3 separate regions of the Homo sapiens genome follow, and regions 1 and 3 are each linked to region 2. Evidence: chromatin contacts called from ENCODE Hi-C or POLR2A ChIA-PET data. All regions are on one chromosome and are shown on one strand. The core of a region is the stretch at or near the end of the contact, and the rest is flanking DNA. Distances in the headings are between cores, read along the strand shown. Region 1 holds the start of CAVIN1 (caveolae associated protein 1). Region 2 holds the start of RAB5C (RAB5C, member RAS oncogene family). Region 3 has its middle 5.5 kb from the start of HAP1.

Region 1 (3,075 bases), core at 67-2,566, 270 kb before region 2:
CCCCGGGTTCAAGTGATTCTCCTGCCTCAGCCTCCCGAATAGCTGGGATTACAGGCATGCGCCACCACGCCTGGCTAATTTTGTATTTTTAGTAGAGATGGGGTTTCTCCATGTTGGTCAGGCTGAGGTCGAACTCCCGACCTCAGGTGATCCACCCACCTCCGCCTCCCAAAATGAGCCACTGCGCCTGGCCTAATTTTTGTATTTGTAACAGAGACGGGGTTTCACCATCTTGGGCCAGGCTGGTCTTGAACTCCTGACCTCGTGATCCACCCGCCTGGGCCTCCCAAAGTGCTGGGATTACAGGCATGAGCCACCGCGCCTGGCCTAAGAGAGGTGGGCTTTTAAAAAGGGCTTTACACCAGGCGCGGTGGCTCCCAGCACTTTGAGAGGCTGAAACCAGCAGATCACTTGAGCTCAGGAGTTCGAGACCAGCCTGGTCAAAATAGTGTACACCCCGTCTCTTAAAAAAATAAAAATTGAAAAAAATAAAAATTGAAATTAGCTGGGCGTGGTGGCAAGCGCCTATAGTCTCATCTACTCAGGAGGCTGAAGTGGGAGGATTGCCTGAGCCCAAGAGGTCGAGGCTGCAGTGAACTGTGATCAGACCGCTGCACTCCAGCCTGGGTGACAGAGTGACACCCTGTCTCAGAAAGGGGGGTTGGGAGGTGGGCTTTATTTTCCGTTTGATTGCCCATCTTAATTCTACTCTGTTAGGGCAATTCTAAAAAGAACTTAGAGGAGCTTCGCAGCCCTTCACCACCACCGTGACCCCAAATACGTTCTCTCTTTCTCCCCCCGCCCCCCACAAACAACCCCCTAAGCTTACCCCTGAGTTAGTAACCTGGTTGGGGTTGGTGATGAGGAAATCCGAGAGGCCTCTTAGAAAATATTGTAAAGGGCAAGGGTCCTTTTGTGCTCAAAATCTAGGTAAAGGCAAATACAAGATTTTGCCTATAATTTCAGAATCTCCTGGTCCACCCGGCTCCCAGATCTTGAGGATTTTCGGATGAGCAATTCAAGTGAGAGGGAAACAGAGAGCAACACTCTTAGAACCTGATTCCGTTCCTCAGCTCGCATTCCTCCGCCCGTCCCGCTCCCGCCGCCAGCGGAGGCCCTAGTCTCCCGCTCCAACTATTCCAACCATCCCGGGAAGGGTGGGGCGCTCGGCTCTTGGGTCCCCCTCCGCCGCCCCGCCTCGTCGATCTCCCCTTCTGCCCCGGTCCCTCCCTTTCTGGGGTGGGGCCAGCCAATCAGCGATCAGACTCCGGAGTTTGGCCCGGGAGCTGGGGAGCTCACCGATCCCCCGCCCAGCAGTTCTGGCCGCTGTCCCGGTGCGCACGGACGTGGCTCGAGTTTCCTCTGCTCTCCGCTCTCGCCCGCTAGCTCTCCTCCCTTCCGCTCCTGCTTCTCTCCGGGTCTCCCGCTCCAGCTCCAGCCCCACCCGGCCGGTCCCGCACGGCTCCGGGTAGCCATGGAGGACCCCACGCTCTATATTGTCGAGCGGCCGCTTCCCGGGTACCCCGACGCCGAGGCCCCGGAGCCTTCCTCCGCTGGGGCTCAGGCAGCGGAGGAGCCGTCGGGGGCCGGCTCAGAAGAGCTGATCAAGTCGGACCAGGTGAACGGCGTGCTGGTGCTGAGCCTCCTGGACAAAATCATCGGGGCCGTAGACCAGATCCAGCTGACTCAAGCACAGCTGGAGGAGCGGCAGGCGGAGATGGAGGGCGCAGTGCAGAGCATCCAGGGCGAGCTGAGCAAGCTGGGCAAGGCGCACGCCACCACGAGCAATACGGTGAGCAAGCTGCTGGAGAAGGTGCGCAAGGTCAGCGTCAACGTGAAGACCGTGCGCGGCAGCCTGGAGCGCCAGGCGGGGCAGATCAAGAAGCTGGAGGTCAACGAGGCCGAGCTGCTGCGGCGCCGCAACTTTAAAGTCATGATCTACCAGGTGAGCCCACAGGGCGGAAGGCGCCCAGAGCTCCCGCGCCCGGCCCGCGTCCCCTGCCTGGGAGTTGGGGTGGGGAGACCTGCCCGTGGCGCTGCTCCCCTCCCAGCCTGGCCCGGGCGCCCGGCAGATCCACCCTCCTTCCGGTGAGCGCGGCTGGGGTGGGGTTGGGTGGGGTAGGATGGGGTGGAGGGAGCGGCGGACTCCTGGGGCGCGTAGAGGGGCGCGCTCTGCACCTCGCACCTCCCCACTCAGATCCTTCCCTCGGGTCCCAAACTTGTAGCAGAACCGAATTAGCGGGTGGACTCGAGGACGCTGCCCCTCGCAGACCGCTCCCTCCCTAATTGGCTCTGTCAAACTTCTTCCTACTTGGGGGAAGTTTCTAGGAAAGTCAGGGGTCCCTCGCGATCGTTGGGGTCCGCTGTAAGCGGACACTGGCTGCGGGGCCCGGGCCTGGGGCCTCTGCGCCTGCGGGCCTGATATAGCGGGTGATTCAGGGCTCAGGCACGCACCAGCGGGGGCTGTGCCAAGCGGGGAACGCGACCGCCAACCTCCTCCCCAGACCCTGCGCCCCCGCGCCCCCACATCGGCCTCGGCGGCCCACCCCTGTCCCCTCGCTGCTCTCTGCTCCTGGCCACCAGGCATTTTCAGGCCCTTGAGGACACCCTCACCCGCGGCGCGCTGGCACCCTGGGCCTCCTGGAAGCGGGCGGGGCTGGGCGGGGAAGAGTGGGCGTCAGGAGTGCAAGAGGGGCTGGTGGAGTGGGTGGACAGCCCCTGCGGGGTCCGGCGGTCTGGGCGCAGTCTGGGCGAGGTGAATCACCCCGCATGCCTGCGGGGGCGGGGGCCAGGCGCAGCAGCGCAGCCGGCGGGAGGAGGCTGGCGCCCCCACCCCCCGGCTCCGCCCGGGGCCACTTGTTGCTTTCTTTGCAGCTCTCCCCATTCTTCACACTTGGATAAAAATGTAGCTTTTGGATCATAACCCCCAATAAACCTGGGAGTCTCGGGTTTCTATGCTGCTCCTCTCCACGCCGCTTCCGCAGTGCCATCGGGGATGAGATTTTGGGCTGGGCGGCAAGTGTTCCAGCCTGGCTCCTCCCCGCCTCCCAAAGGCCTGCTGATGCTCCTAACCCC
Region 2 (3,125 bases), core at 546-3,045:
CAGTTGCTATCTCTAGGAAGGGCAGAGGCACCAGCCAATCTACTTGGCACCACATTCACACCACCAGGGGCCCCAGGGTTGAGGAAGAAACTTAATTAGTCACTATGGGCCTATTATACCCCCTTCTCTCCCCTGCACCCCAGTCACAGCCATGTATGCACACAGTATGTGGGAAGGACAGAGTCCTGGCTTTGGCCCACCTCCAGCCTTGGAAAGGTGGGCCTAGGGGACTACCCATCCCTCCTGTATAAGGAACTGTTCCAGAACTGGGTATGGCAAGGGGGCTGGGGGAAGAGCTTGTCACCAGCCAGAACCTGCTAGGAATCCCACTCTGCCCCATCCCCTCTGTCCTCCCAACAAGCCCTCTCTTCCCTCTTCCTTTTCACTTCTCATGAACACTGGCGCGGAAGTGGGGATTGTGTGTTATGGGTGTAAGAAAGAGAGACGCCCTGATGACCAGATGGAACTAGATGTGGGCACAGTTTTGTGGCAGGTTGTCCAAGACAGGTAAATTCTCCAGCTGAGGCTCCAGGATATGCCTGGTGTTGGCGTTATAGGCACAATGGCCACAGCTGTCTCCGGTGAGCTTTGATTCCACACAGGTTTTCAGTAGTGTCCCTTGAGGATGAGATGCAAAAGAAGAGGAGGTACTGGTTTGTGTTGAGAGGTAAGGGTGGGAGGAATCAGGAGCGGGCCCAGTCCATATTGAGAGGAGCAGAAAAAACAAATATTCCTGATCCATAGAGGGGGAGAGTGCAGAGTGGGGGTGGTTCTAGTCTTTATTTACGGATGGAGAGGGCCGAGGCAGAGGTTGTCCAGCTCTGTATTCCGCGTCAGAGAGAAGAGCTGACCCTGGCTAGGAGCAGGGGAAGGCAGAGGCAGAGATGGTCTTTGTGCCGGCCCCCGCACACACCAAGTAGGAGGTGGTGGCAGAAGCTCTCCCTTTGATCTCACCCAGCATCCTGCAGAGAACTCTTCCTGCAGCGCTTTCCTCACCTTCCCAATCACAGACGCCCCTGGCAATCGGGCGGACAGTGCAGACAAGGGCTTCTCCAGATCAGCGAGTTCACAGGACTGAGGCCTCGCGTGCATATTCATTCGCACCACGTTTTTTCTTTCCCAATTCTGCACACACAATCCTCTGCCTTCTTCCAACGCTCCACCACCCGCCTTCCCTCGGGGCGTCCGGAACCGGCGGTGACGCGGATGGCAGGGTTAGCCTTAAAAAGTTCCCGGCCGTAGGCTGGGCGCGGTGGCTCAGGCCTGTAATCTCAGCACTTTGAGAGGCCGAAGAGGGCGGATCACCTGAGGTCAGGAGTTCGAGACCAGCCTGGCCAACATGGCGAAACCCCCGTCTCTACTAAAAAATACAAAAATTAGTCGGGCGTGGTGGTGCGTGCCTATAATCCAGCTCCTCGGGAGGCTGAGGCAGGAGAATCGCTTGAACCCGGGAGGCAGAGGTTGCAGTGAGATCGCACCACTGCACTCCAGCCTGGGCGACAGAGTAAGACTCCGTCTCAAAAAAAAAAAAAAAGTTCCGGCCGGGCTCCGCCTCGCAGTCAGCCGGCTCCACCCTAAGCCCAAGTCCCAGGCAGCCACTGACTCCTCCCAGCGCTGCGAACTACAAGTCCCGCGATCCCTCGCGCGCTCCCTACCGCCACTCCCGCGTTCCTACCGGCGCCGCTGGGTAGGTCGGCCAAGAGTGCCTCCCATTGGTCTCCGCACTGTCAATCACCTGGGAGTATTGAGGGGCGGGGCGGAGGTGGAGATCCGGATCCGGAGCGGCTGAAAGGCGGAAGTGGAGGCCGGAGCCTGGGACACCGCCGGCGGGGAGAGAAGCGGATCCCGTCCGAGCCCCGGCCCCAAGTAACGCCGCCGCCCCGGAGCCGCCGTGAGTATGCTTGTCCCAGGACCTGGTGTCTCGCCTGCGTTGAAGCATCTCCAGGGCAGCCCTTCCTCCCGCCCAGCCCCAGTTTAGGGGGATACTGACCCCTCCCCCGACCCGTAGCCCCCTCTTGAGGGGCTCCCCAGGCGTCGGGCCATAGGAGGTGGGGAGCTTCTTTCCTTAGCTTACCTGCCTTTGGTGAGCCTTAAGGAAACCGCTATGACTGTCCTCTGGCCTGTCCATTCTAGTTGTGGGAGAGAGGTACCCTAAGTTCCGCTCCCCCTGCTTCCAGAATCGGAGGATCTTTGCTAGGTGTGAAGGAACCTGTCCCTCTTCTCTTTTAGAAGTGACAGGGAGTGCTGTCTGTCGCCGTTTTCCTTCCTCCTGTCCCACAAAACCAGTTGTCCCCTCTAGCCCTAGAGGAATATCTCGATTTCCTTTGGGGGAGGGGGGTCGTCTGGGTGAGACCGTTCCACACGCACAGAAGTGTGTGTGCGCTCCCGCAACTCCTTACTTCCTCTCTTTCCTCAAGCCAGAGAACCAACCAGGACCTCAGCTGAGTTTAAAGTCACTTACTAGAAATGAGCTGTTTTCCTGTTTTGCCCCTTCTGTCTCCCAGCCCTGTCCTCTAGTTATGTTGTTCTTTGAGTGTCTCTCTCTTTCTGCCTCTGAAGAATTTAGCTGAGGTTTGCTCAATCCTAGCTACAGATCACAGATCAGGGTGGATGTGCCCATTCATTATCTTCTTTCCCCTCCCCCCTTGCTCCAGGCTCAGCTCTGTCCTCCCAGAGCACGTGAGTGGTTTCCCAGCCGCCTCAAAGGGACTGCTTTTCTTGGGACTGCTGTCCGTGTGTCTATAGGGAGGAGAATAAGACCCAAAATGAGGAGTCTGGAATTGAAGGGCCATCTCTTTCCCACTCCCAAACACACACACATACACCTCCCTGAGCAACAGGTCCACACCACGCCAGGGTCTGTCTGCAATCCCTTCAGGGCTTGGACTTATTACTGAGGACTAAGTCAAGATCACAATGGCAGTTCTGGATTTTTAATTGTAGCCTGAGGAATTCCGATACATGCCAGAAAGTGCAGGTTCCCTCAACCATATTGACTGATCCTTGTCTGTTGCTTGGGGCTTAGGTGTGTGAAATAGCTGCTGTCTCAGACCAAGCTTTGTTATGTGGCCAAAGTACAGGCCGGAGACTGTACCTTAACGAGGAGTAGCCTGGCTCTGAGGCCA
Region 3 (3,295 bases), core at 771-3,270, 420 kb after region 2:
GGGTTCCTTTTCAGAAGGCCTGGCGGGGCAGATACAAAACACGGCAAGGATGTAAAGGAAAGCCTGACATTATCCGTTCTGCCATGGGAACCACAACGATTTCACTACCTTATCACAAAGGTCATGACTTAGCTTTAGGAATAGGCTTATTTTTTGTTAGGGAGTTCAGATTTATTTGTTTGTTTCTTTGTTTATTTATTTATGACAAGGTCTTGCTCTGTCATCCAGGCTGGAGTGCAGTGGCGGGAAGACGGCTAACTGCAGCCTTGACCTCCTGGGCTCAAGCAATCCTCCTGCCTCAGCCCCCGCAAGTAGCTGGGACTACAGGCGTGCACAATCATGTCCATCTAATTTATGTATTTTTGTAGAGACAGGGTTTCACCATGTTGCCTAGGCCGGTCTCAAACGCCTGGGCTCAAGCAATCTGCCTGCCTTGGCCTCCCAAAGTGCTGGATTACAGGTGTGAGCCACCGCGCCCGGCCAGGAGTCCAGGTTTATGGTGAAAACTCAGTCTTTCTTATTTTGAAGACTGGAACCAGTCAGGATGATTCTGTTATTTCGGATTTATGTCAGAGTACAAGTGTTTCCCTCTGAGCCCATCAAGCATGGGCCAAGGCAGGCTCAGATACTAAAAGCTGGGCACAGAAGCCCTTCTTGCTTTTGCCCCAGTGTGTGGAAGGCTGAGGTAGAGGGAAGCACATTGGATCTGGGAGGCAGGGACCCAGATCCAGCCAGGTTAGATCAGGGGAGGCTCCCAAGACTGGGTGGCGTCTGAGCTGAGGCTTGAAGAAGGAAGAGCGGACATAGCGTCTGCAAAAGGCACTTGGTATTTGTCCTTCCTTTATCTCCATCCTCTGGCAGGATTCCTCCAGAGGCCATGGGGCAGATGCCCACGGTGGGCATCTAATTTATAAGACCTAACAGTTGGCTCATAAGTAGTATTATGTGGAAGCAAACCCAGTGAGCACAGGCACCCCTGGGTACGGGAGAGGGAGGGTCGCCCAGCTTCTTCTCTGAACTGGGAGGCCGTGGACAGCACATGGGCTGTTGGTAAGACAAGCCTTTGTGATCTTCCCTCCCTGATACTTCCTGGCTGTGTGGCCTTGGATAAGTTGCTTGACCTCTCTGGGCTTCTGTTTTTCATCTATAACACAGCAGTATTTTTTTCCTTCCAGTGATGATAAAATGAAATATATCCAAAATCCATACGGCACCTAGTCAGGTCTCAGTGAATGTGTATTTATTCCTCTGTCTCTATCCCCAATCCCACAAATTGTCCCTGGAAGGGCTCAGAGCCTGGACATGGACGCAGGGATGAGAGGGAATTGCTGACTCTGGGGACAGAGGTCAGGGAGCGAAGGGCTCCTTGGTGTTATCCCTGAGCCTGGAGGTAGCTCAGGGAGGCCAAAGGGCCAGAACATCCTTCTAGGCTCGCCACCACCTGGTATTGCCTGTCCAGCAGGCTGGACGCAGCTGACGGTCCTGCCCTCCTCACAGAGGGTGCTGTGGTCCCCCCACTCCCAGCTGCTTCCCGTGGAGCTTCCCAGGTCAGGGCACTGCCGACCTGCTGGACCCAGCTCCATATCAGGCCAGCCCAGGCCTCCTGCTCTGGTCCCTGGGGAAAGGAGCGGGGCTGGGCTGAGGGCTCTAGGGAAGAAGTGGGCACCTGGCTGTGCCAAGGCTCACTCCCTGGGGATCTGTGGCTCACATCCTGGCCGGTCTCCATCCTCTCCCACAGGTGCCCCTGGAGGGTTCCTGGTGGCGCTCACCTGTGCCAGGGGATGTGGAGCCCTGGTTTGGGAGTCCAGAGTCCTAGGATCTCACCCTTACCGGAAGTCACTTCCCCAGGGCGATTACCACTCCCACCATCCATACCCAGAGAATCCACTGATGTGTTCATTCAACAAATATTTATTGGATGCCTCATTAGAGTCCTGAGAATACAAAAGTGAGCAAAACAGATACTGCTCTCATTGTTACTAAATAGATCATCTTGTCAATGACATCATCTTACCCTGTGAGCGGACAGAGTCGGGAGAGAATGCCAGGGGAGGGGAGGACACAGAGAGGCCTGATCTGGCACAGGATACCTAACACAGGTGAGCCCCACCAGGGAGGGCTTCTCAGAGGAGGAGTCAGACATCAGAACCAAGAGCAGGAGTGAGCCTGTGTGGGAGGCGGGGCCTTCCTCCAGGATAGGAGCCCCCAGGTGGGGAAGAACTTCAGAGTGGGGGTCAGTACTCTCCACCTGAGGTCCCAGCCACCTCAGCCCCTTGCCCTCGTCCCCGGCACTTGCTCTCTGTCCTTTCTCTCCTTGCCTCTCTCCCTTTCGGTCCTGGCCAGCAGCGGGGCCATGGAAGACAGCAGGCAGAGGGCTCAGACCCCCAGCTGCCCCCAGCACCTCGTTACCTCCTTGTTCCAGGCCAGAGGGGCTCAGTGGCCCAGGAGTTGGGCTGGGCTCTTTAAGAAGAGGAGAAAAGTTAAAGGGAGCCAGGTGTGGTGGCTCATGCCTATAATCCCAGCACTTTGGGAGGCCGAGGCTAGATGGATCACTTGAGGTCCGGAGTTCAAGACCAACCTGGGCAAAATGGTGAAACCCCGTCTCTACTAAAAATACAAAAATTAGATGGGTATGGTGGCATGTGCCTGTAGTCCCAGCTACTCGGGAGGCTAAGGCAGGAGAATTGCTTGAACCCAGGAGGCGGAGGCTGCAGTGAGCTGAGATCATGCCACTGATCTCCAGCCTGGGCGACAGAGTGAGACTCCCTCTCAAAAAAACAAAAAGAAAAGTTAAAGGGGAACCTCTGAGGGCCTAGGCCCTCAAGTCCCCCATTCTCTGCTGATGTAAGGAGGGACTGTACCTGGGTTCTGGGGTGGGGGTGAGGGCTATGGCGGCCACTGCCTGGTTCTGGAGGGGAAGGCCTGGATCAGAGATGGGGGAGGGCCCCCGAAAGGCCTGCAGGAGACAGCAGGACTGCGGCGGGGGTGAGGAGGTCTCCCCTGTTCCTAGTTCAGGGTGCCCCTCCACCCTGCTCCCCTGCAGAAAGTAACCCCGGTGCCTGTCCCCCCCAGGTCCCTGGCACCGACCCTTAGGGGCTCTTTCTATTACCTACCCTGTTCCAGGTGTTTTTTTTCCCAGGGTCAGGCCAGGGGAGGGGGCAGGAGGAGGGGCCTGAGCCACCTGTGTGCTGCCCAGGGCTGGGCACTGGAGTGAATGTGCCCCAGGTTCAGGGGGTGTGCACAATTAGGTGGTGGGTGGTCTGGCTTTGCAGCCTGGCAAGTCTTCTGCACCCTC

The links. A loop is a pair of places that touch in the nucleus more often than their neighbours do. ChIA-PET counts read pairs that join two places held with the same protein, here RNA polymerase II (POLR2A). Pooled maps may share reads with other maps.
Region 1: a pooled map shows a loop between it and region 2 (2.6-fold over the local background). The contact joins the promoter of CAVIN1 here to the promoter of RAB5C in region 2. A Hi-C loop is called at or near these places in 4 of 50 pooled maps. POLR2A ChIA-PET finds 5 or more read pairs at or near these places in 2 of 52 experiments (AG04449 and K562).
Region 3: a loop to region 2 is called in a pooled map, with 3 times the contacts of the local background. The contact joins the enhancer-like site here to the promoter of RAB5C in region 2. A Hi-C loop is called at or near these places in 2 of 50 pooled maps. POLR2A ChIA-PET finds 5 or more read pairs at or near these places in 2 of 52 experiments (H1 and HepG2).

What each region holds. Positions count from the first base shown.
Region 1 is chr17:42,421,497-42,424,571 of GRCh38, reverse strand. It overlaps CAVIN1 (caveolae associated protein 1), which reads left to right and starts at 1,316. Exons shown (of 2, transcript NM_012232.6): 1 at 1,316-1,945. The coding sequence starts at 1,475. LOC102725238 (a long non-coding RNA gene) reads right to left here and starts at 1,384. Exons shown (of 4, transcript XR_007065758.1): 1 at 1,300-1,384.
Region 2 is chr17:42,153,659-42,156,783 of GRCh38, reverse strand. RAB5C (RAB5C, member RAS oncogene family) reads left to right here and starts at 1,795. Exons shown (of 6, transcript NM_004583.4): 1 at 1,795-1,891. It overlaps RAB5C-AS1 (RAB5C antisense RNA 1), which reads right to left and starts at 2,384. Exons shown (of 3, transcript NR_187282.1): 1 at 2,075-2,384; 2 at 1,676-1,785; 3 at 1-1,016. RefSeq lists enhancers at 1,527-1,636, 1,519-1,813, 1,723-2,343.
Region 3 is chr17:41,738,541-41,741,835 of GRCh38, reverse strand. No RefSeq gene overlaps it. Among named protein-coding and RNA genes, the nearest start is that of HAP1, 5.5 kb to the right of the region's middle. Within about 2 kb of position 2,020, at least 7 of the 41 ENCODE cell types and tissues checked have a DNase peak (open chromatin) inside an H3K27ac peak, as active enhancers do.